Linked DNA regions of Homo sapiens: region 2 is linked to region 1. A link is an interaction called in ENCODE POLR2A ChIA-PET data of the cell type or tissue named here. Cell type or tissue: Caco-2. All regions are shown on one strand. Links, peaks and the distances in the headings refer to the core of each region. The heading gives the core; the rest is flanking DNA.

Evidence for each region. ChIA-PET counts read pairs that join two places held together with the same protein. Peaks named below come from ENCODE experiments on the same cell type or tissue, not always from the same donor. Only the 100,000 strongest peaks of a DNase experiment are listed, where the experiment ranks them.
Region 2: POLR2A ChIA-PET joins it to region 1 with 10 read pairs; 2 of 35 experiments call an interaction of 5 or more read pairs at or near these places.

What each region holds. Positions count from the first base shown.
Region 1 is chr12:8,752,706-8,768,723 of GRCh38, forward strand. It overlaps RIMKLB (ribosomal modification protein rimK like family member B), which reads left to right. Exons shown (of 6, transcript NM_001297776.2): 5 at 1,185-1,388. Among named protein-coding and RNA genes, the nearest start is that of LINC02972, 28 kb to the right of the region's middle. In Caco-2, for the core only: no CTCF peak of the experiment used is centred there; no DNase peak of the experiment used is centred there.
Region 2 is chr12:8,818,700-8,834,717 of GRCh38, forward strand. A2ML1 (alpha-2-macroglobulin like 1) reads left to right here and starts at 3,922. Exons shown (of 36, transcript NM_144670.6): 1 at 3,922-4,014; 2 at 4,483-4,666; 3 at 5,021-5,183; 4 at 11,028-11,080; 5 at 15,963-15,983. The coding sequence starts at 3,953. It overlaps A2ML1-AS1 (A2ML1 antisense RNA 1), which reads right to left and starts at 12,607. Exons shown (of 2, transcript NR_046715.1): 1 at 11,963-12,607. RefSeq lists a silencer at 674-968 and enhancers at 9,671-10,413, 13,386-14,129. In Caco-2, for the core only: no CTCF peak of the experiment used is centred there; DNase peaks (open chromatin) are centred at 11,133 and 13,518.

The DNA of each region.
Region 1 (16,018 bases), core at 5,110-13,109:
TTTAGGTAGGTTGTTGTTGTTGTTGTTATTGTTTGTTTTTTGTTTTTTTTTTGAGATGGAGTTTTGCTCTTGTTGCCCAGGCTGGAGTGCAGTGGCGTGATTTCAGCTCACTGCAACCTCTGTCTCCCAGATTCAAGCGATTCTCCTGCCTCAGCCTCCCAAGTAGCTGGAATTACAGGCATCTGCCACCACGCCCAGCTACTTTGTTTTTTCTATTTTTAGTAGAGACGGGGTTTCACCATGTTGGCCAGGCTGGTCTCGAACTCCTGACTTCTGGTGATCCACCTGCCTCGGCCTCCCCAAGTGTTGGTATTACAGGTGTGAGCCACTGCGCCCAGCCTAAGGTAGGATTTTAAGGCATAAAATGATATATCAGTCTGAGTACAGTGACATATTTTGTGTTTCGGCAGGGATGGCTGGATCAGAGTTCAACTGGAACTATTGACTGGATTCTTTATATTTGGCTTCTCCAGTAGAGCAGCCAAGAGTCTCAGGCCTCCTGCAGTGAATGCTAAAGTGAACAAAGAATCTGTATGACCTTTTATGGTCTACCCTCATAAGTCATAATAGAATTACTTCTGCTATATTCTCTTGTTTGGAGCAATCACAAGCCCTCCTAGATTCAGCCAGAAGTGACATAGATTCAGTATCCCTCCTTTCCCCTCCCCACCATGGGAAGAATTTAGAACCATATATCAAAAACAGCCACTTCCGTTGGCACAGAAATAGACAAATAGAGCAGTGGAACAGGCTAGAGAATTCAGAAATAAATTGAGGTAACATACTGCTATATTACTATATCCTAATATCGTATATTAATGTATTCTATAATAATATATCACACATGTTTTAATTCAGAGATAAAAAGATTTGCTAGTGAATAAGGTTTCATTATTGGCTAACCTGGGGAGAAGTACAAATCTAGACCCCTGCCTCAGCATATATCAAAATAAATTTTAGTTTGTCATGAAAGAGTTTAGGGAGTAGTAAAAGGAGACTATTTACCTTGTCTTTATATATTTTTGTATTATTTCACTGTTAAAACAGTTCTAACAAAGAAAACTTAAAAAAAAAATGTAGTTGGTTCTGAAATAGCAGATTGTGATACAAGAAGATTCAGATAATAGGTATCATCTGCCCACAATTGATGACTTAACATGTATTTTTATTCTTTTCAATCATAGGTAAAGCTGTTTTCTTGGCTCGAGATAAGCACCATTTGGCTGATCTAAGCCATCTTATTCGCCATGAAGCGCCATACCTGTTCCAGAAGTATGTTAAAGAGTCTCATGGACGGGATGTACGTGTCATTGTCGTGGGAGGCCGTGTGGTTGGCACCATGTTACGTTGTTCAACAGATGGGAGAATGCAAAGCAACTGCTCATTAGGTAAAAATAATGCAATTATCTTTCTAGTATATAAAGTAACATTTATAATTGTCCAGTGAGTATTCATATGTATGTAACTCTAGACCTTCTTAATAAGTTGAAAAACGTATTTCCTTTTACATGTAAATATGATTTTTACACATGCCATCAATGTAATTAAACTCTTGAGTTATTTTTCTAGTAATATAATTCTGTTTCACTGAATCATATTAAATCTGCCTTCACCCGTTCTCAATTTGTAACCCAATTTACACATGTATTGGTTATCTGACAAAAGTTAAGAGATTCCCTCTTTGGTGATGTACTTATTTTGTATATAATTGGAGTTCCTATAAGATGTCATAACCCATTTTACCCATTGGTCCAAACAAGATTGCTGATTTTGATTTTCTTAAATATGTATTTTCTCAGATCTCTTATTGTTAGGTACATCAGAGCTTAGGCTTTGGGTTTTTATCCTCCTCTTCTCTGTTTATATCACTTCCTTAGTAATCTTGTACAGCTCATGACTTTAAATACCATTTGTATGTTTATTATTTCCAAATTTCTATCTCCAATTTAGGCTTTTTTCCCTGCTCCACCTCCAGGTTTATATAAGGAATTGCTTACTCAGTATCTCCAAAACTGAACTCCTTACAATGTGTTCTACCTGTAGTTATCTCCTTATCATTTTATTCTTATATATGTATATATGTATGTATGTATGAGTGAGTGAATGATGGGGTCTTGTCTGTCTCCCAGGCTGGAGTGCAGTGGCAGGATCACAGCTCACTGCAGCCTCAACCTCCCAGGCTCAAGCGATCCTCCTGCTTCAGCCTCCTAAGTAGCCGAGACCACAGGCACATGCCACCATGCCCGTCTAATTATTTTATTTTTTGAAACGAGCCTCACTCTGTCACCCAGGCTGGAATGCAGTGGTGCAATCTCAGCTCACTGCAACCTCCACCTCATGAGTTCAAGTGATTCTCCTGCCTTAGCCTCCTGAGTAGCTGGGACTACAGGCACCTGCTACCATGCCCAGCTAATTTTTTTATTTTTAGTAAAGACGGAGTTTCACCATGTTGACCAGGCTGGTCTCAAACCTCTGACCTAGGTGATATGCCTGCCTCGGCCTCCCAGAATGCTGGGATTACAGGCATGAGCCACCACACCCAGCGCCGGGCTAATTTTTTACATTTTTTTTTTTTTGTAGAGATAGGGTCTCCCTATGTTGCTCAGGCTGGTTTCAAACTCCTGGGCTCAAGTAATCCTCCTTCATTGGCCTTCTAAACTTGTGGGATTATAGATGAGAGCCACCACATCCAGCCTCTCTCTATTGGTTAATGACAGCTCTGTTTTTCTGATTTAGACCCAAATCCTTAGAGGCATCCTGGTCCCTCTCTTTTCTTATACCTCATATTCAAATTGTCAGGAACCCCTTGAAATCTCTACTCAGAATGTTTCCAAATCTGACCATTTTTTACCATCTGCACTCCTAATACCACCTTCTCTTATTTGGATTACCTACAGTAGCCCCTTAAGGGGTCTTCTTGCTTCTACCCTTCCCTCCTAATCTCTTCCTAACACCGCAGTGATATGACGGATGCTTTTACATTGCAAGTCAAATCAGCCTTTGCTCAAAATCCTCCGATAGGGCCGGGCACAATGGCTCACACTGGTAATCCCAACACTTGGGGAGGCTGAGGCAGGAAGATCATCCTGACCTCAAGGTTCAAAACCAGCCTGGGCAATCGAGGGAGAGACCCTGTCTCTACAAAATATAAAAATAAATTAGCTGGGGCCAAGCTTGGTGGCCCAAACCTGTAATTCCAGCACTTTCGTAGGCCAAGGTCGATGGATCACTTGAGGCCAGGAGTTCAAGACTAGCCTGGCTAACATGGTGAAACCCCATCTCTACTAAAAATATAAAGTTGGCCAGGTGCAGTGGCACATTCCTGTTTAGTCCCGGCTACTCTGGAGGCTGAGGCATGAGAATCTCTTGAACCAGGAGACAGAGGTTGCAGTGAGTCAAGATTGCACCACTGCACTCCAGCCTGGGCAACAGAGTGAGACTCTGCCTCAAAAAAAAAAAAAAAAAATTAGCTGGGCATCATGGCATGCACCTGTGGTCCCAGCTGCTCAGGAAGCTAAGGCAGAAAGATTGCTTGAGCCTGGGCGGTCGAGGCTGCAGTGAACCATGATCGTACCACTGCACTCCAGCCTGTCTCAAAAACAAAAATAAAAAAAATTCCTCCAATAGCTCCCCAGTTTCATTCCCAGAAAAATTTTAAGTTCTTGCCCTGGCTACCAGGCCCCAGATTCCTACTTATCTCTCTGAGATCTATAATCACATGGATGAATCTCAGAAACATAATGTTCATTTAAAAAGGCAAGTCAAAGAAGAGAATACATGTATTGCATTTATATAAAATTTAAATATATGCAAAACTAAACAATGCAGTGTTGGGAATACAAACATTTAGTAAAACTAAAGAAAAGGCAATATATTGATAAGTATGAAATTCAATATGGTGGCTTATTCAGAATACATGATAGAGTAAGAACACAGTGAAGATTTGAAAGATATTGGTTATATTAATTTTACTTTCTACTTTTTTTTTTTTTTTTTTTTTTTTTCTGATGGAGTCTTGCTCTGCCACCCAGGCTGAAGTACGGTGGTGTGATCTCAGCTCACTGCAACCTCTGCCTCCCAGGTTCAAGCAATTCTCGTGCCTCAGCCTCCTGAGTAGCTGGGACTACAGGTGTGCACCCCAATGCTGGGCTAATTTTTGTATTTTTAGTAGAGATGGGGTTTCACCATGTTGACCAGGCTGGTCTTGAACTCCTGGCCTCAAGTGATCAGCCTCCCAAATTGCTGGAAGCCACCAGGTGTGAGCCACCGTGCCCAGCCTACTTCCTATTCTTGAAAAATGACTTCTGCCTCCTTGAATTAGCTCTTCATGTCTCATTTTAATTTTTCATTATAACACGTCCTGCTGACTAGCTAGAAGAGAGCTAAATGGCATCTTTTCTTTTATGAGTCACTTTTACTTTACTACATTGAGATTTAATTAATAGTTACTCTTCATAGTTCAGGCAAAAGGAACTTTAGAAAGTAACTTAGTTTTATATTAAGAAGTATACTTTTTTCATTAAGTTTGTTTTGAGGTCAGGTGCTGTGGCTCAGTCCTGTAGTCCCCCACCCAACACTTTGGGATGCCGAGGCAAGAGAATGGCTTGAGCCCTGAGGTTTGAGACCAGCCTGAACAATGTAGAGAGACCCCATCTCTATAAAAAATTAATTAATTAAATAAGCCAGACGTGGTGATTCACACCTCTGGTCCCAGCTACTTGGGAGGCTGCATTCTGGCCTAGGTGACACAGCAAGACCCTGTCTCAAAAAAAAAAAAAAAAAAAGTTGTTTTGAGATCATTGAGGCTTACAAAAAGGTATAAAGGATTCCTTTGCACCCATTAACCAGCTTTAGAAATAAGTTGTCAATATAGTTATCTGTTTACTCTCTCTGATCATTTTCTTCTCTCTTCCCCACATCCTGAACTTGGTATTTATCTTTCCTATAATGTACTTTTAGTTCTTCTGTCTGTATTCCTAAACTAGTTATTATTTTATGTTATAAAACTTCATCCTTAGATACATCGTCAAGAGTATTTCTGGGTTAGCCCATTCACCCAGAAGTGGGATTTCTGTGTTGTAGTGTATTACAATAACTTCAGCTCTACTAGATATTGCCAAATGATTCTCCAAAGTGAGCATACTACCTTAGAATTTCTCCTCATTGAATAGTTTCTTATAGTGCCAACTTCTTGCCAACCTGTAAGGTCGGTAGACATTAAACCTGCCAAAATAATGTGAACTTTTGTCTTTTTTTTTTTTTTCCTTTTTCTGGAGAATGGGGTCTCGCTATATTGCCCAGGCAGGTCTCGAACTCCTGGGCTCAAGCTATCCTCCTGCCTCTTGCCTCCCTGAGAGCTGGGATTACAGGCGTGAGCCACTGCGCCTGGCCTGTCATGTCATTATTTTAATTTATCTCTCACTGTTGAGATTATGCATCTGTTTGCTTTTTTTTAGTGCATATTCTGGTATCTCATCTATGAATTGCCTGTTCAGGTCCTTTGTGTCCTTTTTTAATCGAGATTTTTTTTTTCCTTTTTTGTATTGATCTGCAGGCTCTTTTTCTTTTTTTCCTTTATAAAAATACCTTATTTTTTATCGAGGTGAAGTCTTGCTATGTTACCCAGGCTAGTCTTGAACTCTTAGCCTCAAGTGATCCTCCCATCTCAGCCTCCCAGAGTCCAGTGATTACAGGTTTGAGCCACTGCACCTGACCAGATTTATCTAATCTGACTTCAAATTCTTCTGTCAGTTATATGAATTGTAAGTACAGTATTTTCATCCCAGTCTGTGGTATTTCTTCTTCTTTTTTTTGATTATAGATTTTGATGGACAAAAATTGTCCCTTTTAATGTCAAGCATATTCATCTATTTCTTTATATTCTCTACTATTTTTAAATTGAAGAAATTCTTCTCCACCCTTTGGTCATGTTCAGTTCTTGAATAGTCTTCTAAAAGCTTTTCCGTGTTTAGGACTTTAATCTACCTGAAATTGATTTTGCTGTTCAGCATCATGAAGGAGATCCTGTTTTCTTTTTTCGAAATGAATAACCGGTTGTCTGAACACTACTTATTGAATAGTCTGTTTATTACTACTTTGTAACGTGTTTAATTTCCATATGTGCATTGGTCTATTGCAAGGTCCCTTAGTCTATTGTATCGTGCTTTTTATGTATGAATACCAGTCTTTATTCTTTTGGTACTATGGGTAGATATCTGATAGAGCAAGAGCCTCTCTACCTTGTTTGCCAGAATTGAATTGCAATTTGTATTCAGTGTTTTACTATTGTGAGCAATAATACTATAAACATCCTGTGAATATGCTTTGCTTTATATACTGGTGCCTTTGTCTTGATAAGTCTCATCAAGGTTGGAATTGATGGAACAAAATACATATTTAAAAAAATGTATGGCCAGGCACAGTGGCTCATGCTGTAATCCCAGCACTTTGGGAGGCTGAGGTGGGAGGATCACTTGAGGTCAGGAGTTTGAGACCAAAGGGCAACATGGTGAAACCCCATCTCTACTAAAAATACAAAAATTAGCTGGGCATGGTGGCAGCCACCTGTAGTCCCAGCTACTCAGGAGGCTGAGACAGGAGAATCACTTGAACCTGGGAGGTAGAGGTTGCAGTGAGCCAAGGTCGTGTCACTGCACTTCAGCCTGGGCAACAGAGCAAGACTCCGTCTCTAAATAATCAATCAGATTACTTTTTAAAAAGCCCATAACTTTTTGCATTTCAACTTGCAATTTTTTTTCCAATCAGATGAGAATTAATTGCTATCTTATGGCTATTTTAATTTGTATTTTTCTCACCATGAACGATGAGAGAATCTTTTCATAGTTTATTTGGTCATTTGTATTTACTTGTGTATGTATTGCTCTTCATTATATTTGCTTAGTTTTAAATTGGGCAGTTTTGTCTTTTGCATAGCATTTCTGACCAACGACTACTAAATGCCAATATGTCCGCCCCAGATCTCAAACAAGCAGAAATGCCACCATACAATTTCCAGATTCTCCCCAGTTGAGAACCACTGCTTTAGAACCTCCAGTATAGTGTTAAGCAATAAGGATTGCAGTGATTTCTGTCTAGTTTCTGATTTCCACTGAAATAGGTTTAGTGTTTTGCTATTTAGGATACTATATTTAAGGAGATTGATTCTATTAGAGATTCTATTAGAGTGTTTAGGAGGGATGATTGTCAGATTTTATCCTGTGCCATCTTGGCATCTTTATTTTTTATTTATTTTTATTATACTTTAAGTTCTAGGGTACATGTGCACAACGTGCAGGTTTGTTACATATGCATACGTGTGCCATGTTGGTGTGCTGCACCCATTAACTCGTCATTTACATTAGGTATATCTCCTAATGCTATCCCTCCCCCTTCCCCTACCCCACAACAGGCCCCCGTGTGTGATGATCCCCTTCCTGTGTCCAAGTGTTCTCATTGTTCAATTCCCACCTATGAGTAAGAACATGCGGTGTTTGGTTTTTGTCCTTGCGATAGTTTGCTGAGAATGATGGTTTCCAGTTTCATCCATGTCCCTACAAAGGACATGAACTCATCCTTTTTTATGGCTACATAGTATTCCATGGTGTATATGTGCCACATTTTCTTAATCCAGTCTATCATTGATGGACATTTGGGTTGGTTCCAAGTCTTTGCTATTGTGAATAGTGCCACAATAAACATACGTGTACATGTGTCTTTATAGCAGCAGCATTTATAATCCTTTGGATACATACCCAGTAATGGGATGGCTGGGTCAAATGGTATTTCTAGTTATAGGTCCCTGAGGAATTGCCACACTGTCTTCCACAATGGTTGAACTACTTTACAGTCTCACCAACAGTGTAAAAGCATTCCTATTTCTCCACGTCCTCTCCAGCACCTGTTGTTTCCTGACTTTTTAATGATCGCCATTGTAACTGGTGTGAGATGGTATCTTATTGTGGTTATTGATTTGCATTTCTCTGATGGCCAGTGATGATGAGCATTTTTTCATGTGTATGTTGGCTGCATAAATGACTTCTTTTGAGAAGTGTCTGTTCATATCCTTCGCCCACTTGTTGATAGGGTTGTTTTTTTCTTGTAAATTTGTTTGAGTTCTTTGTAGATTCTGGATGTTAGCCCTTTGTCAGATGAGTAGATTGCAAAAATTTTCTCCCATTCTGTAGGTTGCCTGTTCACTCTGATGGTAGTTTCTTTTGCTGTGCCATCTTGGCATCTTTAATTTAGGACCAGAAAGGTTCACAGCTCAGTTTTATTTAGCTATCCTAATAAGGATCCTTAAGACCTTTAATTTCTTGGTGTGATGGATTATGTTGATATATTTTAGATTAAAAATAATTTTTCTGGCCGGGTGCAGTGGCTTATTCCTGTAATCCCAGCACTTTGGGAGGCCAGGGTGGGCCTTGAGCTCGGGAGTTTGAGAGCAGCCTGGGCAACATGGCTAAACTCTATCTCTACAAAAAATACAAAAATTAGCTTGGCATGCTGGCACATGCCTGTAAACCCGGTTAACTCAGGTGGTTGAGACGAGAGGGTGAGGGGGAGATAGCAAAAAAAAAAAAAAAAAAAGAATTTGTTTTTCCAAATTGCCCTTTGCATTTTAAAAATAAACCTTCTTTGGATAGCTTACTGTTCTTTCAAAAATTACCGAATTTGTTTTTTTCATATTTTATTTAGATCTTTTTTTGTTTCAGTTGCAAGATTTAATAGAGCGAAAACAGAGCTCCCATAAAATGGGAGGGGACCCAAAGGGGATTGTCGCTCCCTGCTCAAATGCCTGGGGTTTATATACCGATCATTGCCCCTCCCCCTGTGCTCTTCAGGCGATAATATGATTTGACTATTTCTTTACCGCCTGCTTTAGCCTAATTTGTCTTTTAGTGAGCCCTGTTTACTACCTGATTGGTCGGGTGTGAGCTGAGTTACAAGCCCTGTGTTTAAAGGTGAGTGCAGTCACCTCTCCCAGCTAGGCTTAGGAATTCTTAGTTGGCCTAGGAAATCCAGCTAGTCCTGTCTGTCAGTCCCCCCTCTCAACAGGAAAACCCAAGTGCTGTTGGGGAGGTTGGCTGACGACTGCTTTTAACTGCTTCCTGCTGAATTGGGGTATAGTAGGGGTCGTGCAGTCGAGATTTCCTCGGGAGGGGTGCCTTCGATGTCATTAACATCGGAGCATGGGCTAGCAGGCCGGTCCAGGGGTCTGCGGTAGATCTTAGTCATGGACTGCATCTGGGGCCCCATTTGAAGAACCATTTGTAGTTTTATAGCTTTGATTCTGGAAGAGACAAACTTAACAAGGAGGTTAAAGATACAGGAATTGAAATGTATGACCTGAAGTGCAGGGGCATATGGGTGTGGGTGGTGAAAGTGGGGTTTCCTTTAGAAAAACTACAATGGGGCGTCAATATTTCTGGGAAGCTGCATTCTCCATAGAAGCTCTTGGTAAAGGGAGCTACTGGTAGTACAGCGGCAAGGAGGAGGTGCAGCGAGAGTGAAAGGTTTGGTGAAGGGTTTTAAGTAACTACCATTGGTTGGCTGCAGGCAAAAGTATTTTTCCTTCTTTGGTGGCTAGCCATCCTGAGGGGAGGAAACTACATCCTCGTGAGGTTCCCCATTCTATTTCTTCTTCTGAGTACTGGGGCTTGGTTTCCCGGAGGGGATTACCCCATGCTAGGGTCCTTCTATAAGCATTTCTAATGGAGGGTCCTGCCTTGCGGCTCTTTTGGCTTCAGTGTCGTCTTGGTGGTTCCCTTCTACTTCCCTTTCCTTTTCTTTCTGATGACCCCGGCAGTTTAAGACTGCCACCTCTTTAGGTTTCTGTACAGCCAAGAATAATCTCCTAATGGCTTCCTGATGTTTGATAGGTGTTCCTTGGAAGTTAGGAATTCCCTTTCTCTCCATATTGCTGCGTGGTCATGGAGGACTAGGTAAGCATATTAGTGTCTGTATATATATTTACCCTTTTTCCTTCTAATTCTAGTGCCTGAATGAGGTCTGTTAGTTCTGCCAGCTGAGCGCTAGTTCCTGGAGTGAGGGGGTTACTTTGAAGTATTCCATTATCACTGAGCACTGCGTACCCTGCTTTTCGAAGTCCTTTTTCTACAAAGGAACTTCCATCAGTATACAAGTTGAGGTCGGGATCAGTCAAGGGAACCTCTAGAAGGTCCCCTTAAGCGGCGTAGGTGTGAGCAATCACCTGTTGACAGTTATGTTCTTTTTTTTATTGTCTGGAAGAAATGTGGCTGGATTAAGAGTTGCACAAGTGCACAGTTGCAGCACTGGCTCTTTAATAGAGCCTGATATTTAAGCAAATGGTTGTCTGACAGCCACAAGTCTCTTTTAGCAGTGAGTATGCTGTTTACATTATGAGATGTCCACACAGTAAGATCTCTTCCCTGTATTATTTTAACTGCTTCAGATCCTAAGACTGCTACTGCTGCCACTGCCCATAAACAATGAGGCTAACCCTTTGCCACTACATCAGTTTCCTTACTCAGGTATGCCACAGGTTGCAAGCTGGTCCCTCGGACCTGTGTAAGGACTCCTAGAGCTATTCCTGTTTTTTTTCTGTTACATGTAAAGAAAAGTCTTGGCCTGTTGGCAAGCTTAACACTGGGGCTTGGGTTAGGGCCTTCTTTAGGGCCTGGAAAGCCGCTTTTGCTTTAGGCGTACATCTGACTAAATGGGTATTGGCTTTCTGAGTTTCCTTAATTAGTGTATATAATGGCCTGGCTATTTCGCCATACCTGGGAATCCATATTCAGCAGAAGCCTGTTATGCCACGGAACCCTCTTAGTTGCTTTAGGGTTTTGGGATGAGGATAAGCCAATATAGGCTGGATACGTTCCTCGCTGAGCGCCTTGGTGCTTTTGGATAATTTTAGCCCTAAGTATTTAACCTGCTGTGAGCAGAGCTGAGCCTTTGGTTTGGAAACCTTGTAGCCACAAGTGGCGAGGAAGTTTAAAAGCGCTTGGGTGGCTTGATGACACAAGGTTTCTGAATGGGCGACTAAAAGTAAATTATCCACGTACCGAAGGACAAGAGTGTCCTTCAGTATGAGAACTGGCTCAAGTCTTGGGCTAATGCCTGGCCAAATAGATGGGGGCTATCCCTGAACCCTTGAGGTAAAACAGTCCAGGTGAGTTGAGACGTTGGGTTTGAAGGATCTTCAAAGGCAAACAAAAATTGACAGGATGTACAGGGATGCAGAAAAAGGCATCCTTAAGGTCCAGAACTGTAAACCACTCTGCTTCCTCTGGCATTTAGGAAAGCAGAGTATAAGGGTTAGGTATAGCTGGGTATAGAGGGACAACGGCCTCATTGATAATCCTGAGATCTTGCACTAACCTCCACTGTCCGTTGGGTTTCTGTACTCCTAAAATTGGAGTATTGTAGGGGCTACTGCATGATTTTACTAGGCCTTGGGCTTTAGGTCCTTAACAATCTTTTGGAGTCCTTGTTGGGCCTCGGGTCTAAGGGGGTACTTCCTTTGGCAGGGAAAGGAGGCGGAATCCTTTAACTTGAACGGGACAGGAATTCTTCGCTTGTCCATATTGTCCTTCTGTTCCCCAGACTTCAGGATTAATTCCTTCCTCAAGTAGGGGACAATAAACGGGTGTTCCTTGTCCTATATTCAGGTGTATAATGACCCTTGCTTTTGCTAGAATGTCTCTCCCTAACAAGGGAGTGGGGCTTTCAGGGATAATTAGAAAAGCATGTGAAAAGAGTAAAGTTCTCCAGTCACAACTTAGTGGCTGGGAGAAGTATCTAGTGACTGGCTGTCCTAGGACCTCTCGGATAGTGACAGATTTGGAGGACCGTTGTCCGGGACAGGAGAGTAAGACTGAGAAGGCTGCGCCAGTGTCCAGGAGACAGTTAACCTCCTGGCCCTCAATGGTCAAGCATACCCGGGGCTCTGTGAGGTCGATGGCATGGGCTGGCACTTGCCCCAGGCACCCTCAGTCCTGCTGCTGGATCATCTGGTTAGTGGCTTCTGACTCAGAGGACCTTCGTCCCCTGGGGCAGTGGGCCTTCCAGTGATTCCCTTTACATAAGGGGCATGGACGAGGGGGCGGCTTATTTCTATTTGGACAATCTTTTTTAAAGTGTCCTTGTAGACCACACTGGAAGCAAGCCCTATTAGGCGTTGGATTTGCCCAGCCTTTCTGTTCCAGAGCCTCCAAAGTCTGCTTGCCTGAGGGCCATGACTAAAGCAGTGGCCTTTTTCTTATCTCGTTTGCCCCATTCCACCTGCTCCTCCTGATTTCTATTATAAAAAACCGAGATTGCCAAGTTCAATAGGGTTTCTAAGTTTTGCTCAGGGCCTAAGGCACACTTCTGAAGTTTTTTTCTAATGTCTGCAGCTGACTGAGTGATAAACTTATCATTTAAGATTAGTTGGCCTTTAATAGCCAGGTGACAGGGAGGAATGCTTCCTCAGTGCTTCCCTTAGTCTCTCCAGAAGGGCAGTAGGATTTTCTTCCTTTCCCTGTGTTATAGTGGACATCATTGAATAATTTGTAGGCTTTTTCCTAGTTTTCCTTAGTCCTTCTAGCACGCAAGTTAGCAAATGTCTGTGGCACCAATCTCCATGTTCTGATTCTGTGTCCCAGTGAGGGTCTACACTGGGAACTGCCTGCTGGCCTTGGGGAATTGTTCTTTCCTCTGTTGTCATCCTATCATTGACCTGACTGAGATACCAGAGATCACCAAACTCTCGGGCTGCAGTTATGGCGGCCCTTCTCTCATTTGGTGTTAGTGTCTGATTTAGCAGTAACATTATATCTCTCCATGTCAGATCAAAGGATTGTCCTAACCCTTGTAAACCACCAATATAGCCATCAGGGTTATCTGATAATTTGCCCCGGTCTATTTTAATTTGCTTCAAGTCTGAGAGAGAAAAAGGTACATGCACTCTGACTGGGCCGAATTCTCCTCCTCGCACTGCTTGGAGGGGGCATAATCGGGAAATATTGGCACTCTTTGGTTCATTGTTTACCCCTTTGTCTATCTCCTTTTGGGTCCTTATTAGTTGGGGAAGAAGCTGGGGGGACACCGGGATAGGGAGGTAGACTCTGAGGGCTTCCTGTAGGGCATAAATCACACTTTTTACATAATTGTGACTTGTTTCTTAATGAAAAGAAAGTTTGTACATATGGCACTTCACTCCATTTGCCTCTTTTTTTATACAAAAGAGGTCTAGCTGTAAGATGTTATAATTTATACTTCCGTCGGGAGGCCAGGTTTCTCCCCCTTGATGAGGATATCGTGGCCAGGCAGTACTGCAGAAGAATATAAGTCATTTCTTTCTTAGCGTTTGAGGGTCAAATTGGTCCCAATTCTCCAAAGTACATCTTAGGAGATGTACTTTGCCTTGGGGGGAATGTTTCCCATCTGAAAAAAAGAACATAGGGATGCCAGCACCCCAAATCATTTTCTGATGAGCATTAGTCCTAGAGCGTCCTCTATGGTCTTAATGCTTATTCCTTTCCAGGGTGTGTAACCACCCATGGACTTCTGCTTATCGGATTAGTTACGCTCACTGATGTAGCAGTCCTGCACCTGTTTTCCCGCCTTTCTTGACCACAAAGAAAGGGGTCCGGCTGCTGGATTCTAGTGGTCCTTTACCAGCGTGCCCAACGTTGCCTTTGCACTCAGAGGTGAATTCTAGAGCTGGGCTGGGTTCCTGAGCATTTCATAACACCCCAGCTGCCCCATCAACATGCATTCCCATAAACAACAGTTCTTAGGCAAATTTGTTTCAGAGAGGGTGTAGGTAACCTTTTGAGTCGGGATTGAGATAGAGTCTTTTTGATTCTGTAAGTACTTTAAGGTTTGGCTGAGTGCAAACAGCTCGCAGGTTTGAGCAGACCAATTATTAGGCAATTTTCCTAACTCTGCTTCCACAAGATTCTCCCTATCAATTGCTGAATACCCACTGTGTTTTTTTCCTCAGTCACCGGGAGGAACCCTCTATCTCCTGTCCTGAAGGGAGTTCCTCCTAGGTCTGGTCAGACCTTTGTATGGTAATTAAGATTTAAATCCCCTGTTAGGAAATCTGCTAGGTTAAGGGAATTTTCAGTGGTTAATGTTAAATCACCTTTTTCTAACAGAATAGCCCCATACTTTAAGATTTGAGTTAGTAAGCTAACTTTTTGCTTTTTTGACTTAGGATAATTCTGAACTGGTGAGGTGCTCACAATGAGGTTTCCTCTAAAGATTATTTTTCTACTTTTAGCAATGCAGTTGCCGCTACCGACTGAATGCATTTGGCCCATCCATGGGTCACTGGGTGAAAGATTTTTGATAGGAAGGCTACGGAGTTGTCAGTGGTCTCAGTGTTTTCGGGCTACGCCCTTGTTTACCCTGACAACAAGGTAGTATTGGAGTGTTACAGGGTCACGGAGAAGACCTTCCATTATCAATTATAGGTTTTAAATTTACCCTGGCTTTTAAAGGAATAGGGCACACTGTTTTTCCTTTACTACTTCTATCTTTCTCTTTCTCTCTTTGGCCCCCTTTGTCTCTCTTTCTCTTTTCTCCTAGCCCTTTACAAACTTGGGGCCCTGGCAAGGGTGGTGGGGAACAGGTCCCACATAACTGCCCATGTCGAGAGCTGTATGCCTAAATTGGGAGAGACACCAGGGACAAGACTCTCTGGCTTCGTAGCCTAGGGGCCTAAGGACGCAGTGTAGAGCTTCCTTAGATCCCTTTGGAAATACAGCTTGCTAGAGGAAATGAAAGTCTGAATCATTAGTACCTAGGAGGCAGGGATCAGAGGAAGTAGATTCAGAGGTAAGGAGAATTTTGGGCTACACTTTCAAGAAAGTCGTGGTCGGGACCCAGAAGCTATGGGTCAGAAGGAAAAGTAGGGGTGTACGCATGGGCATCTGTTGAGTAGAGACTTCTGTCTGCGCCATGATCTCAACCGGCTAACACCAGGAGTTCGGGATGACAGCTTTCTGCTTCTAGTCGGCCCTCAGCTATCCCAGGAAAATTGAAAGCGGAAGCTGGTTCCAGGCAGACCAACGCTCCCAATCCAGAAGGTTTGGGTTTGTTAGAAAGCTCTTTCCCAGACAACCTCACACCTGAGTCTTAAGTCTGGCGGCCATGCTAATTATTTTTAACCAGCTGACAGGTGCCTGGTATTTTCCTCCAATTCTAAGGAAGGATAGGACAGAATAGCAAGCCAAAGTGGTTCAATATTATTCACTGCTTTGGAGGTCCCTTCGTGGTCACCAAAATGTTACCAGGGGGTCCTTGTGCCTAGAGTTCCCAAGATGGCGGCAGGGCCACTTCCAATATGGCGGCAGGCCTCTTGTTCTCTGACCTGGGGTTCTTGGCCTCAGGGATTCCAAGGAATGGAATCTTGGGCCATGTGGTGAGTGTTATAGCTCTATTAGAAGCCATGGGTCACGGAAGAGAACTGTGGAACCCAGCGACTACTGTTCAGCTCGATTAGGAAGAACCCAGGCACTTAGTTGTGCAGGAACAATGGCAAGCCTTTAGCCCGATCAGGAGCAGCAATGGGTGCCTCACTGGATCAGGAGCACAGAGGACATCCTGCTGGATCTGGAGGGGTGGAAGTCAACGGTGGGTCTGGGACAGTGGCAAACAGCAGTGATGGACAGTGAGCAAAAGCTCAGCTCGAGCCGTAACAAACACGGACCACAAGTGTGTGCAGTTGCATGATTTAATAGAGTGAAAACAGAGCTCCTGTACAAAGGGAGGGGACCCAAAGGGGGTTGCCTTAGAATGTTTTCATCTGTTTTTATAAGATTGGCCAATATTATTATTTTTAAAAAACTTTATCACATTTGATATTAAGGTTATGCTGGCTTTATTTAATGTATTGGGGAGTTTTCAGTCTTTTCCTAGGGCATTCTATATTGGTAAAGTAACATTGGAATAAAGGATAGCTAAGTAAAACTGAGCCGTGAACCTTTCTCATCCTAGTTCCTTTTGCAGTAATAGCTTTTATCACTTTCTGAAACCCTTCTGTAAT
Region 2 (16,018 bases), core at 8,019-16,018, 69 kb after region 1:
TCAGCCTCCCAAGTAGCTGGGCATGTGACACCACACCTAGCTAACTTTTAATTTTTTTTTTTGGTAGAGATGGGGTCTTACTATACTGCCCAGGTTGATCTCGAACTCCTGGCCTCAAACAACCCTCCCACCTTGCCTTCCCAAAGTGTTGAGATCACAGGCTCGAGCCACCAAGCCACACTCTTTCTAGCCTTTCAAATTCCAAGTTAAAGTGGAACTTGCCACATGTCGTTTTGTATCACTTTCCCCAACCCCTTTCTTTTCTTTTTTTTTTTTTTTTTGAGACGGAATTTCACTCTTGTTGCCCAGGCTGGAGTGCAATGTTATGCTCTCAGCTCACTGCAGCCTCCACCTCCCCAGTTCAAGTGATTTTCCTGCCTCAGCCTCCCGAGTAGCTGAGATTATAGGCGCCCACCACCATGCCTGGCTAATTTTTGTATTTTTGGGAGAGACAGGGTTTCGCCATGTTGACTAGGCTGGTCTCGAGCTCCTACGGATCGGCCTCCCAAAGTGCTGGGATTACAGGTGTGAGCCGCTGCACCAGCCCCAACCCCTTTCAATTAGCATTGCAAATAATTCCCCTTATCATGAAAACATTATTTTTAATGGCAGCAGAGTATTGCTTTATATTAACATGACAGTTTATTCAACCGAACTCTTTATGGGGCATTGTAATAGACTTAATGTTTTATGTTTGCAGCTCTTTACACCAACACTTTTCCTACTGTAGTGATTTCTTTGAACAATTTCCCCTCCCCAACTCCCTGTGGTTCTAAAGGGGTGGCCAATCACAGTACCCCATCACCCTGGCCTTTAGGTGGGAGAATGACCCAGGCCCTGCCTATCATACCCTCCTGACTACAGTGACTGATTCAGAGGTGAGCCAGCGAGAGAGGGAGGAACACAGTCCTTCTTCGGGAATTTCTATAACATAGGTGAAAAATTTTGTCAGTTGGGGTCGTGGAGCTGAACGAATATGGCTTGAGGGCTCCCAGCTGCCGTCCTCCCTACGACTTGAAGAAAAGCTTGTGTGCAGTAGGAGAAAATGAACCAATCAGAGACAAGTACACAAGAGAGAAGGACTGGGAGGAGTCGGCCCTGGCTGCACCACGTCTCCACTCCTGGGCTGTCAAGTTTTTCAAGGTGCTCTGGTTCCATAAGCTCATTCTTCCTGTTGGATCCATTCCAGTTACCAAAAACACTTTTTTGTTTAGGCTGGTTTGATATAGGATGATCATTGGTCCCAGAGAGCATCCTGGCTAATCTATTTTATTATTTTATTTTATGAGACAAGTTCTCACTGTTGCCCAGGCTGGAGTGCAGTGGTGCTATCATGGCTCATTGCAGCCTTGAACCCCTGGGCTCAAGCAAATCCTACCATCTCAGCCTCCAGAGTAGCTGGGACTACAGGCGTGCACCACCACACTCAGCTAATTTTAAAGAAATGTTTTATACAGACTGAAACTGCCTTTGCAAAATTGTAACAGGAAATTATGACAGTGCAAGAAGTCAGACCTAACCGACTCTATCTTGCTTCTAACCCTTAAGCTGTCCTTGTTTATTCCTGGGCATAGGCCGAAGTAACTTTGGGAAGGAATTCAGTTCATGGTTTGACTCTGAAACAAAATTGATAACAGCCCTTTCCCAAAAAGACCCCCTTCTTGCCCGGGGTCCAGTCTGCCTTTGTAGGACTAACAGATTAGCTACAAGATTAGAAATTACAGTTTAGAGGCCGGGTGCAGTGGCTCGCGCCTGTAATCCCAGCACTTTGGGAGGCCAAGGCGGGCGGATCACGAGGTCAGGAGATCGAGACCATCCTGGCTGACACGGTGAAACCCCGTCTCTACTAAAAATACAAAAAATTAGCCGGGCGTGGTGGCGGGCGCCTGTAGTCCCAGCTACTCGGGAGGCTGAGGCAGGAGAATGGCGTGAACCCGGGAGGCGGAGCTTGCAGTGAGCCGAGATCGCGCCATTGCACTTCAGCCTGGGCGGTAGAGCCAGACTCTGTCTCAAAAAAAAAAAAAAAGAAATTACAGTTTAGAGGTCATGCAGCCTCTGGCTCCAAGAGTCTGAACCTCCCCAAATTGCTCCTGGGGATAACATCACTGCTGTAAAACCTAAGATCAGTAATTGAGTTATTTTGCAGGCCCTGCACTCCATGGGATCAGCTGACACCACACAGACCAGTCATCTGGCCCAACCAGTTCTGCCATCTCACCCAGGAACAGAAGACATTAAGAAAATCTAACTTCGACCCTCTATGATTCCATCTCCAACCTGAGCAATCAGCACTCCCCACTTCCCAAGCCCCTACCTGCCAAATTATCTTTAAAAACTCTGATCCACGAAGGCTCAAGGATTTAAGTAATAATAAAACTCCAGTCTCCCACACAGCCGGCTCTGCGTGAATTACTCTTTTGCCATTGCAGTTCCCCTGTCTTGATAAATCGGCTCTGTCTAGGCAGCAAGCAAGGTGAATCCATTGGGTGGTTACAAAACGGGGTCTCACTATGTTGCCCAGGCTGGTCTCAAACTCTTGGGCTCAAGCAATCCTCCAGCTTCTGACTCCCAAAAGCTGGGATTATAGGCATGAGCCACTGCACTTAGACTAATTTATATTTTAGGTGACTTCTAAGTATTACCATCATAAAGAACACTGTGGGCTGGGCACGGTGGCTCATACCTGTAATCCCAGCACTTTGGGAGGCTGAGGTGGTCCCTGGAGCTCAGGAGTTCGAGACTAGCCTGGGCAACATGGTGAAACCCTGTCTCTATTAAAAATACAAAACAATTAGCCAGGAGTGTTGGTGCCTACCTGTGGTCCCAGCTACTCAGGAGGTGGAGGTGGGAGGATCGCTTGAGCCCAGGAGGTCAAAGCTGCAGTGGGCTGAGATTGTGCCACTGCACTCCAGCCTGGGTGATAAAGTGAGACTCTACTTCAAAAAAATAAAAAATAAAGAAAAGAAAAAAAAGAAAGAACAGTGTGAAAAAACTCAGTGTTACACTTGTGCATACATGCATGCTGTCCTTTTTTTCCTCATTAAGAAACATTTCCAGAGTAGGAGTTGCTGAGTGAAAGAATATGCAAATCTCAAAGGCTTTGGTGTGTATTACAAAATTGCCATGAGAAAGTTATCCACATTCTATTTTCTCTAGGACTGTGTGTGTCCCTATTTCCATACAGTCACAACAATACTGAGTAGTATTAATTTTTTTTTTTTTTGAGACAGAGTCTCGTTGTGTCACCCACGCTGGAGTAAAGTGGCATGATCTCGGCTCACTGCAACCTCCACCTCCCGGGTTCAAGCGATTCTCCTGCCTCAGCCTCCCAAGTAGCTGGGACTATAGGCACCCACCACTATGCCCAGCTGATTTTTTTTTCTTTGTATTTTTAGTAGAGACAGGGTTTCACTATGTTGGCCAGGCTGGTCTTGAACTCCTGACCTGGTGATCTGCCCACCTCAACCCCCCAAAGTGCTGGGATTACAGGCGTGAGCCACTGTGACCGGCCAAGTTTACTGCTTTTCTATTGAAACTGTTCTCATACCCGTGTTCCCAACTACACCTTAATTGAATAATAAAAGAAAATAAGGACATTAAATGAGAACAGGAATTGGAATGAGACCAGAAAAAAAGGGAGGAGTTCAAAATATGTTCTGAGAGCTTTACCATTATGAATACTCAGCTCTGGTTTTCCCCCAAAACTGGCTGAACCAGTATGGATGTTCCAGGCAGAAACAACTTTAAAGAAGTGAATAGTGGCCCTACCCTGGTCCACCACCTAACCTGGTGGTTACAGAAGGAGGAACACAGTCCTCCTGTGTTCCAGGTGCCAGGAGGTGACTGACTATAGCATCAGTCATCACTGCACACCCTACCTGGAATTAGTATATAAAGCTACGCGGAGCGATCTCTGCCCCTGACCCTGGAAAAATCTGTCTCACCCACAAAGATGTGGGCTCAGCTCCTTCTAGGAATGTTGGCCCTATCACCAGCCATTGCAGAAGAACTTCCGTGAGTGCTTGGTGTCAGAATTGGTTTATTAGGGCAGCGGCTTCTTCGCCTAACTTTCTCAAACATTTATATGGAGATGGGGAGATCAACTTTGGTTTATCTTAATTTCCTCCTCCTTTTTTCTCTTCTTTGGTTCCACTGATCCTTTACCCAGAGAGGGAGGCTGACGCATGAAGAGGAAGCTTTAAAAAAGATAAATATTAAAATGTGCCCTGTTTTCTGAAATAGGCCTAATTTCCTCCTTGGTGCTCTAGGCATGTGTGCTCGGTGAGGGCCTCCTGATGGCGGAAGTTGAAGACTGTGCACTGAGTCGTTGCCCCTCTGCTTCTTGTAGAAAATGAGGTGCATAAGGAAGGCAGGGGCTTGGTCTGTCTAATTCACTGCTACTTGCTGAGCGCTTAGGAGAGTGCTGGATTTTTCGAGTGAATGAATCATTATTGCCCTGAAATCCTTCTGCTCCTTTAATAGAAACTACCTGGTGACATTACCAGCCCGGCTAAATTTCCCCTCCGTTCAGAAGGTTTGTTTGGACCTGAGCCCTGGGTACAGTGATGTTAAATTCACGGTTACTCTGGAGACCAAGGACAAGACCCAGAAGTTGCTAGAATACTCTGGACTGAAGAAGAGGCACTTACATTGTATCTCCTTTCTTGTAAGCACAGACTCAGCCCTCACTCGAATCCCTTACTTGCCTATTCTCCTCCCTAGGCTCACTATAATCTACTTTAAGTATAATTTCTGTTATCTTTTGCCACGGCCTCTAAACCTATTTTTTCTCAACTTAACCTCAATCCCCGGCTATAACTCACCCACGGTTTCCTCGACCTAGGATTTCTCCCTTTAGTTCCTGACCTTAATTCTTCCTCGTGGTAATTTGTTTTATGTCTCTATCCTTGCTACCCCCATCTAACTCAGCTCTTTCCTTTAACTCACTGTTGGGTTGAGACCAGTTGATTCTGTTCCCCCAATCCCTTACCCCTCCCCAGAAGTCCCCTTTCTTGGTCAGGTACCACCTCCTGCTGGTGGCACAGAAGAAGTGGCCACAATCCGGGTGTCGGGAGTTGGAAATAACATCAGCTTTGAGGAGAAGAAAAAGGTTCTAATTCAGAGGCAGGGGAACGGCACCTTTGTACAGACTGACAAACCTCTCTACACCCCAGGGCAGCAAGGTAAGAGTCACATATTTGGGGTTCGACTAAAACCTGGGGAAACCGCTGTGCACAGGGGTAAAGAGGGGATTTGTGGTTTGACAGTAGGCTTTGGAAAAAAAGGAGTGCAGAGGAGAGGAAAATCTGGGGGGATTAAGTAGTGCAAGTGTTGAATACATGCTGCGCTACACAAGCAAGAGAAGTAGGTGGGGGTTGCTACTGAGTTTGTGTATCTAAAACAAAAGTACACATTTCTTCTGGAATAGAATTTGGCAAGTATAACTGGGTTGCTGGGCCTTACAACAAACTGCTTGTAAATGGCTAAGAAAGCACTGAGGGCATTTGGCTTGAGCTACTGGGGTTTTTTTTTTTTTTTTTTTTTTTTTTTGTATTTGTTCATTCGTCCTTACAGGGGCACTTCATTCTGAGATTTCAAAGTCAGGCACCCTGAAAAGAAACTATGTTTGGGTTTTTTTTATTTTTTTATTTAAAATTTTTGTGGGTACATAGCTGGTGTATATATATTTATGGGGTAGATGAGATATTTTTATACACACACACAATGTGTAATCATTACATCAGGGTACATGTGTATCCATCACCTCAAGCATTTATCATTTCCTTGTATTACAAACAATCCAATTATACTCTCTTAGTAATTTTTAAATGTGCAATAAATTATTGTTGACTGTAGTCACTCTTTGTGCTAAAAACTACAAGATCCCTAGATCTTATTCATTCTAGCTAAATATATTTTTGTACCCATTAACCATTCCCACCCCACCCCTCATCCTGCCCACCATTACCCTTCCCAGCATCTGGTAACCATCATTCTGTTCTCTCTCTCTCTTTCAAAAAAATTTTTTTCCTTTTACCTTATTTTTTTCCACACACTTAAAAATTATTATTCTATTCTCTATCTCCACGACTTCAATTGTTTTAATTTTTAGCTCCCACAAATAAATGAGAACATGGAAAGTTTGTCTTTCTGTGTCTGGTTTATTTTACTTAACATAATGACCTCCTGTTCCATTCAGGCTGTTGCAAAGGATGGGGTCTCATTCTTTTTTATGGCTGAATAGTACTCCATTATGTATGTGTACCACATTTTTTAATCCATTTTTTATCATCTGTTCATAGACACTTAGGTTGCTTCCATATCTTGGCTATTGTGAATACTGATGCCATAAACATGGCAGCACAGATAGTCTTTGATATACTGATTTCCTTTCTTTTGTATATATACTTAGCAGTGGGCTTGCAGGATTATATGGAAGCTCTATTTTTAGTTTTTTTCAGAAACCTCCAAACTGTTCTCCATAGTGGTTGTACTAATTTACATTCCCACCAACAGTGTATGAGGGTTCTCTTTTCTCCACATCCTCACCAGCATTTATTATTGTTTGTCTTTTGGAAAAAAGCCATTTTAACTGGGGTGAGATAATATCTCATTGTAGTTTTGATTTACATTTCTCTGACAGTCAATGATTTGAGCACCTTTTTTATATACCTGTTTGCCATTTGTATGTCTTCTTTTGAGAAATGTCTATTCAGATCTTTTTGCCCGTTCTTTAATCTGATTACTAGATGTTTTCCTATACAGCTGTCTGAGCTCCTTATATATTCTGGTTATTAATCCCTTGTCAGATGGGTAGTTTGCAAATATTTTCTTTCATTCTGTGGGTTGTCTCTTTGTTGATTGTTTCCTTTGCTGTGCAGAAGCTTTTTAACTTGATGTGATCCTGTTTGTCCATTTTTGCTTTGGTTTCTTGTGCTCCTTGGGTATTACTCAAGAAATCTTTGCCCAGACCAATGTTCTGGAGAGTTTCCCCAAAGTTTTCTTATATATAATAGTTTCATAGATTGAGGTATTAGATTTAAATCTTTCATCCATTTTGACTTGATTTTTCTATATGGAGAGAGATGAGGGTCTAGTTTCATTCTTCTGCATATGGATATCCAATTTTCCCAGAACCATTTATTGAAGAGCCTGTGCTTTCTCCAGTGTATACACTTGTCACCTTTGTCAAAAATGAGTTCACCCTAGACATGTTTCTGGGTTCTCTATTCTGTTCCATTGGTCTATGTATTTGTTTTTATGACAGTACCATGCTGTTTTGGTTACTATAGCTTTGCAGTATAATTTGAAGTCATGTAATGTGATTCTTCCAGCTTTGTTCTTTTTGTTCAGAATAGATTTGGTTATTTTAGGTCTTTTATGGTTCCATAAAAATTTTATGATTTTTTTTACAAAAGTCCTAAGATTTAGGATGTAGAATTTCTGTGAAGAATGTCATTAGTATTCTGATAGGGATTGCAATGAACCTGTAGATTGCCTTAGGTAGTACGGAATTTTAACAATATCAATTCTTCCAATCCAGAAACATGAAATCTCTTTTCATGTTTTTGTGTGTCCTCTTCAATTTCTTTCATCAGTATTTTATAGTTTTTATTGTTGAGATCTTTCACTTCTTTGGTAAAGTTTATTCCTAGGTATTTTATATTATTTATAGCTATTGTAAATGGAATTATCTTTCTTAATTTCTTTTTCAGATTGTTCCCTGTTGGCATATAGAAATGTTACTGAATTTTTTTTGTTTTTGAGACAGAGTCTCCCTCTGTTGCCCAGGCTGTGGAGTGCAGTGGCGGGATCACTGCTTACTGCAACCTCTGCCTCCTGGGTTCAAGTGATTCTTGTGCTTCAGCATCCCAAGTAGCTGGGAGTACAGGCATGCGCCACCATGCCCAGCTAATTTTTGTTTTTGTTTTTTTGTTTTTTGAGATGGAGTCTCATTCTGCCGCGCAGGCTGGAATGCAATAAATGGTTGCTCATTGCAGCCTCTGCCTCCTGGGTTCAAGTGATTCTCCTGCCTCAGCCTCCCGAGTAGCTGGGTTTACAGGTGAGCGCCACCACCCCTGGCTAATTTTTGTATTTTTGGTAGAGATGGAGTTTCGCCATGTTGGCCAGGCTGGTCTCCAACTCCTGACCTCAAGTTATCCTCCCCACTCAGCCTCCCAAAGTGCTGGGGTTACACGCGTAAGCCACCACGTCTGTCTTCTTGCACTTTTAGGATTCTTTTTTGTTTTTTATTCCTTGATGTTTGGGAGTTTGATTATTAAATGTCTTGAGGTAGACTCATTTGGGCTAAATCTGCTTGGTGTTCTATAATCTTGTAATTAATATTGATATCTTTCTCAGCTGGGCTCAGTGGCTCATGCTTGTAATCCCAGCACTTTGGGAGGCTGAGGTGGGCAAATCACCTGAGATGAGTATTTCGAGACCAGCCTGGCCAACATGGCAAAACCCTGTCTCTACTAAAAATACCAAATTAGCCAAGCAAGGTGGCCTGTGCCTGTAATCCCAGCTACTGGGGAGGCTGAGGCAGGAGAATCACTTGAACCAGGGAGGCGGAGGTCACATGAGCCAAGATCACATTACTGCACTCCAGCCTGGGCAACAGAGCGAGACTGTCTCAAATAATAATAATATTGATATCTTTCTCTAGGTTTGGAAAGTTCTCTGTTATTTTCACTTTGAATAAACTTTCCATCTCATTTTCTCTCTCAACCTCCTCTTTAAAGTCAATACCTCTTTTTTTTTCTCTTTGTTAAATTTATCTGATAAGATTCTGAATTCTTTCTCTGTGTTATCTAAAATTTTGTTGAGTTTCCTCAAAACAGCTATTTTGAATTCTCGATCTGAAAGATCACTATCTTTGTTTCTGGGAGATTGGTTGCTGGTGCCTTATTTAGTTCATCTGGTGAGGTAATTTTTTCCAACATGGTCTTGATGTGGATGTTCATTGGTGTCTGGGCATTGAAGAGTTAGGTATTTATTGTAGTCTTGGCATTCTGGACTTGTTTGTACCTGTCCTCCTTGGGCAGACTTTCCAGGTATTTGAAGGGACTTGGGTGTCGTAATCTAAGTGTTTGGACTCTGCAGTTCATCTGCATTAGGGAGGACCCCATGCTCAGTATCTCTGTGGCTCTTGAAGGCTCATAGAGGTACCTCCTTGATGGTCTTGGATAAGATCTGGAAGAATTCCAGATTACCAGGAGGAGACTCCTGTTCTCTTCCCTTACTTTCTCCAAAACAAACAGAGTTTCTCTCTTTGTGCTGAGCTGCCTGGAGAGAGGGGTGACACAAGCACCCCTGTGGCCACCAGCATTGGGACTGCACTGGGTCAGATCTGAAGCCAGCACCGTACTGTGTCTCACCCAAGGCCTGTGGTAACCAGTACCTGGCTACTGCCCATGTTTGCTCAAGGCCCTAGGGCTCTACAGTCAGCAGGTGACAAAGCCAGCCAGGCTTGTGTCCTCCCCTTCAGGGTGGTGAGTTCCCCATGACCCTGGAAGGTCCAGAGATGTAATCTGCGAGCCAGGGCCTGGAGTCAGAAACCTTAGGAATCTACCTGGTGTTCTGTTCTACTGCAGCTGAGTTGGCACCCAAGCCATAAGACAAAGTCCTTCCCACTCTTCCTTCCCCTTTTCACAGAGGAGTCTCTCTCTGTGGCCACCACTACTCCAGGCCCACAGGAGTACTGCCTGGATACTTCCAGTATTCTCTCGAGGCCCAAAGTCTCCTTTCACCAGCTTGTGGTGAATGGTGCCTGGCCTGGGACTCTCTTTTCAGGGCAGTGAGCTCTCCTCTGACAAACAGCAGGTCCAGAAATGGCATCCAAGAGCCACAGCCCATAACTGGCGACCCCAAGGGCCTGCTTGGTGCTGTACCCCACTGTGGCTGAGCTGGTACCTAAGCTGCAAGACAAAGTCCCCTTGACTCTTCCCTCTCCTTTTCTCAAGTAGAAGGAGTCTCTCCCCATAGTCACCACAGCTGGGAATGTGCTGAATCACTGGAAGCCAGCATGTCTCTGAGTCTCACCCAAGGCCCACGACAAGTACTGCCCAGCTATCACTGCTGAGTATTTAGAGCCCCAGGGGCTAATCGGAACTCAGCTTCCAACCGCTGGGATGGGCAGTTCACCCCTGGCTAACGCTGGTCTAAATGCTCCCTCCATGGGCACTGGCTGAGTTCTGCCCTGTGTGCTTTCCCCTGTGATTGGGCAGCATTGCATTCTAAAGCCAAGTCCCACAGTCACTGTGCTCTCCCGCCCTCAAGCTCATCGATTCTGTCTCTGTACCACAGTCACTGCTGGGGGATGGCGGGGAGGGGGTGAATCAGCAATTCAAGTGTGTCTTTTCTACCCTCTTCAGTGCCTCTTTCAGTGATATAAAGTTAAAACCAGGCACTGTGATCACTCTTCTGATTTTTGGTTCTTATGACAGTGCTGTTTTGCGTGGGCAGTTGTTCAGTTTGGTGTTACTGTGGGGGATGAGGAGGGTGGTCAATGGAGGCTTCTATTCTGCCTCTTGCTCTGCCTCCTGAGCTCCAGGCCTGTGTTTGGACTTTACCTTACTCTCAGAGCAGGTTTTGTAAAAAAGTAAAACCTGTTGGGGTTTTGCTGACTCAGAGCATGTGTGAGGAAGGAGGAGGGATAGAGGAAAGATTCTGAGCAGGAGGCGGAGCGCGGTGGCTCACGCCTATAATCCCAGCACTTTGGGAGGCCAAGGCAGGTGGATCACCTGAGGTCAGGAGTTCATAGACCAGCCTGGCCAACATGGTGAAACCCTGTCTCTACAAAAATTAGCCAAGTGTGGTGGCACCTGCCTGTGGTCCCAGCTACTCCGGAGGCTGGGGTGGGAGAATCACTTGAGCCCAGGAGTTTGAGGCTGAAGTGAGCCACGGTTGTGCCACTGCACTCCAACCTGGGTGACAGAGTGAGACCCTGTATCAAAAAAAAAAAAAAAAAAAAAATTCTGAGCCAGGAAACATCCCCTTTGCTAATGATGCCTGTTCCTTTCCAGTGTATTTCCGCATTGTCACCATGGATAGCAACTTCGTTCCAGTGAATGACAAGGTGAGTTGGGAGGAGGAGAAGGAGTGGCGCAGGGAGAACAGGGAAAAGGATGAGAGATTCTCTAGGGTGGAAGTCCTCTCAGCCTGGGCGTGGCAAGGCGAGGCCCTCTGGGTTGGAGACTGCTGTGTGCGTGGGACTGGAAGTGCTGGGCGAGCTTCAGGGAGCTAGCCTAAATCAGCCTAGGAACAAGCAGAGGTAACCAGTTCTCAGCTTCAGTATCTACACATTCATCAGGTTCTTGAGAGATGGTTATGCTCCTTGTCATTTTATTTTATTTATTTGTTTATTTAGAGACAGAGTCTCGCTCTGTGGCCCAGGCTGGAGTGCAATGGCGTGACCTCAGCTCACTACAACCTCTGCCTCCTGGGTTTAAGCAATTCTCCTGCCTCGGCCTCCCAAATAGTTGGAATTACAGGCGCGCACCATCACGCCTGGCTAATTTTTGTATTTTTAGTAAAAACAGGGTTACATCATGTTGGCCAAGCTGGTCTCAAACTCCTGACCTCAAGTGTTCCACCCACCTCGGCCTCCCAAAGTGCTGGGATTACAGACAAGAGCCACCATGCTCAGCCCCCTTTCATTTTAAGAGTTTTCGCAAACTTCAAGACCTTTTCTTCAGGACTGACAAAAGCATTTTTTTTTTTAAGGCAGAAAGGAGAATGTCCGCTTCCACTCTGTTTCTATGAGGCAAAATAATTTACAAAGTAGGTAATTCTCTTAGGGCAACATTAAATAAATACATGCCAAAGCTTAAAATGTAGCAACATTTTGCGAATATTTGATTTTTCCTTGGACTCCCCATCCCTAGAATCATAAGCCTTACCACAGGTTTGATTTCAAGTTGGAGCATGTGTCATTTCTACATGCTTCTGAGACACTTACCTCCCGGACACCCCTGCTTTCTTCCTCTTCCGTCTGTCCCAGCCTGTGTATTCAAATGAAACTTTTAGAGATAAACATAGAGAAAGCATGATTTCCATTTTCCATCTCCGTGTTCTCAGAGCTGCTGTTTCCTTTCCCTATGTGCAGGGGAGTTATTAGCTTGTTATGATTGGTAATGCCCTACCCGCTACTCTCTTTCCCAATATAGATTTCCTTTTACTTCCTCCTTCCCATCACCTATGGCTTTTCTTTGGTAGGTATAACGTTGAGTACTTCTTACTTTTTTTTTTTTTTTTTAACATTTTAAGACAAGGTCTCATTCTGTCACCTAGGCTGGAGTGCAGTGGCAGTCATGGCTCACTGCAGCTTTGACCCTGCCCCGGGCTCAAGTAATCTTCCCATCTCAGTCTCCCCAGTAGCTGGGACCACAGGTGTGCACTACCACACCTGGCTAATTATTTTATTTTTTTGTAGAGTTGTGGGGGGCGGGGGTCTCACCTTGTTGCGCAGGCCGGTCTTGAGCTCCTGGCCTCTCTCGCTTTGGTCTCCCAAAGTGTTGGGATTATAGGCCTGAGCCACTGCACCCGGCCTGAGTGCTTACTTCTTAACAGACTGTTTTCTCTAGAGCTGCAACAAGGAAGTGCTGGGTTCAAAGCGTGGCCCGCAGCAGCACTATTTTAGACTCACTTACCCTCAGGGTTGATCTCATTAACTACCCCTGTTACGATTCAAATGAAGCGGGATTACTTCCAGGTGTTCTGTTTTCTGCAGTTAGGCTCTTTCTCTTGTGAAATTACTCCTTCCTCCCCACTCTATTTCTCCAGCCAAACTCTCCCTCCAAATTCAGTTGAAACACTGAGATTAACAAAAGGAATTTTACCAAGAAAGCTAGGATAAAAATTGTGTTTATGTAACCACCCAATGGGTTCACCTTGCCTGCTGCTTAGACAGGGTTGATTTATCGAGACAGGGGAATTGCAATGAAGAAAGAGTAACTCACCCAGAGCCGGCTGTGTGGGAGACTGGAGTTTTACTGTTACTCAAATCAGTCTCCCTGAGCATTTGGAAATCGAGTTTTTTTTTGTTTTTGTTTTTGTTTTTTTTTGAGACGGAGTTTCATTCTTGTTGCCCAGGCTGGAGTGCAATGGCGCGATCTCGGCTCGCCGCAACCTCTGCCTCCCAGGTTCAAGTGATTCTCCTGCCTCAGCCTCCCAAGTAGCTGGGATTACAGGCATGCGCCAACACGCCCGGCTAATTTTGGTACTTTTAGTAGAGACGGGGTTTCTTCATGTTGGTCAGGCTGTTCTTGAACTCCCGACCTCAAGTGATCCGCCCGCCTCGGCCTCCCAAAGTGCTGGGATTACAGGCGTGAGCCACCGCGCCTGGCCAGGAAATCGAGTTTTTAAAGATAATTTGGCAGGTAGGGGCTTGGGAAGTGGGGAGTGCTGATTGGTCAGGTTGGAGATGGAGTCATAGATGGTCAAAGTGAGGTTTTCTTGCTGTTTTCCTCCTCCTGGGTGGGATGGCAGAACTGGTTGAGCCAGATTACTGGTCTGGGTGGTGTCAGCTGATCCACTGAATGCAGGGTCTGCAGAACATCTCAGGCGCTGATCTTGGGTTTTACAACAGTGATGTTCTCCCCAGGAGCAATTTGAAGAGGTTCAGACTCTTGGAGTCAGAGGCTGCATGACCCCTAAAGTGTAATTTCTAATCTTGTAGCTAATTTGTTAGTCCTGCAAAGGCAGACTGGTCCCCGGGCAAGAAGGGGGTCTTTTTGGGAAAGGGCTGTTATCAATTTTGTTTCAGAGTCAAACCATGAACTGAATTCCTTCCCAAAGTTAGTCTGGCTTACACCCAGGAATCCACAAGGACAGCTTACAAGTTAGAAGCAAGATGGAGTCGGTTAGGTCTGACATCTTTCACTTTCATAGTTTCCTCAGTTATAATTTTGCAAAGGCGGCTTCAGTCCCTCCCTTTGGGTTTTATAACACCTTAATCTTCAGGTGTGGGCTAGGAAGATGGGAAAAGGCTGTCGATTGTTCTGGCTTCTTCCTGCTGAGAGGGGGCGTAGTGAGGGTACCTAAGGTGAGAGGAGTGGAACTGCTTAGAAGCAAGATAGCGTTGGTTAGGTCTGATTTCTTTCACTGTCATCGTTTCCTCAGTTTTAATTTTGCAAAGTCAGTTTCATTTACACAGCACAATATTTAATCCCCAAACAAGTAAAGTAAGCCTGATATTAACTGACCCTGTCTAACTTGATTGCTATACTCAGTTATTCAGAAACTCCAGGCAACTTCCAGTCGGAAATGCTACTTTCCTTTTTTTTTTTTGAGACGGAGTTTCGCTGCGTTGCCCAGGTTGGAGTGCAGTAGCGGGATCTCAGCTCACTGCAACCTCCCCCTCCTGGGTTCAAAGGATTCTCCCGCCTCAGCCTCCCAAGTAGTTGGGTTTACAGGAATGTACCACCACATCTGGCTAATTTTGTATTTTTAGTAGAAATGTGGTTTTACCATGTCGGTCAGGCTGGTCTCAAACTCCTGACCTCAGGTGATCTGCCCACCTCAGCCTCCCAAAGTGCTGGGATTATGGGCGTGAGCCACCATGCCTGGCCTCAGCAATGCTACTTTCCTAGTGAAACACTTATTTTCTTCCAGAGCCTATTTCTGGCCAACTGATGTCTTTCCTGATTCTTGATCCCTGTGTGAGAAAAGTACTTTGTTATCGAAGTGTTTTTTGTTGTTGTTGTTTTGTATTTTGTTTTTGAGTTACTTTGTCACCCAGGCTGGAGTGCAGTGGCATGATCCCGGCTCAAGCAACCTCCACTGTCCGGGTTCAAGTGATTCTTCTGCCTCAGCCTCCGGAGTAGCTGGGGTTACAGGCATGTGCCACCATGTCCGGCTAATTTTTGTATTTTTAGTAGAGAGGGGTTTCACCATGTTGGCCAGGCTGGTCTTGAACTCCTAACCTCAGGTGATCCAACCGCCACAGCCTCCCAAAGTGCTGGGATTACAGGTGTGAGCCACCGTGTCTGGCCTAAAGAAGTGTTTGTTTGTTTTGTTTTGTTTTGACTTTATGGAAATTTATAGCAATCTTAGTGATATTCTCCTCCTGATGTTTATATAGCCCAGGTTTGTGGAAGTCCTAGCTCATCGTGATCCTTAGATCTCCTTATTTTTTGCTTTTTTTGAAGAATTGCCATTATCCCTACTATCAAGGCTGATATTTGTATTTAGTGGTTCAGCTTCTTCACTGGTTGGCATCACATGACACTTGGCCCAAGAATAAAAAAATCAAGGACTGTCTTGATTTCATTTTCTTCTTTCCAAGTTAGATCCAAACTGGTCTTCTCTTTTGAATACCTTTGCAGTCTCTCTGAGCCCCTCTCCTGCTATTCACTGAATTCCAGCTTTCAATCTCATCTAGTTGCAAGCACAATGACCTGTTCCTCACAAACTTAATGGTTTCACATCTATTTAGCAACTACTGTCTTGAGGAAAGTGATACATGATTCTCCAATGGAACTATTTCAAACAATTTTAAAAATAATTATTTGCAATGCTTGAAAGTAAGCTTCCTGCCCACAAGCATTCAGATGGTAAAGGAAGAAGCCAGGAGATGGTTGGCTACCAAGAAGAGGTTTAAACATTGAGGAACCCCCTGGTGCTAATACTTCTTTTAGGGCATGTTTCTTGTGCAAGAGCTCAGTCACAGGGTACTGAGACTGGTCTGACGCTCCAGTTCTTCAAATCTTTTGGAGACTGGCAATTCCTTTGAGATTCCTGCCCCCACTCTTACCCTCCTCCTGCCTTGTTTCCCTCCCAAGAAGTCTGTGCCCCCATTGTTATTCTTTTCAGGGCACAAAAGAGCCATTTAGAAAGGAAGAAATGAAGAAATGGGCAAGAGGGAAAGGAAGAATTCTTTGTGAACTTTTGCTTTCAGCAAACTTATTCTTATTGCTGTCAACCTTCTTTAACCCGCATTATCTGGTTTTCCTTTTCAGTACTCCATGGTGGAACTACAGGTAAGCGGAAGTTTCTTTCTCTTCTCTGTCAGTTG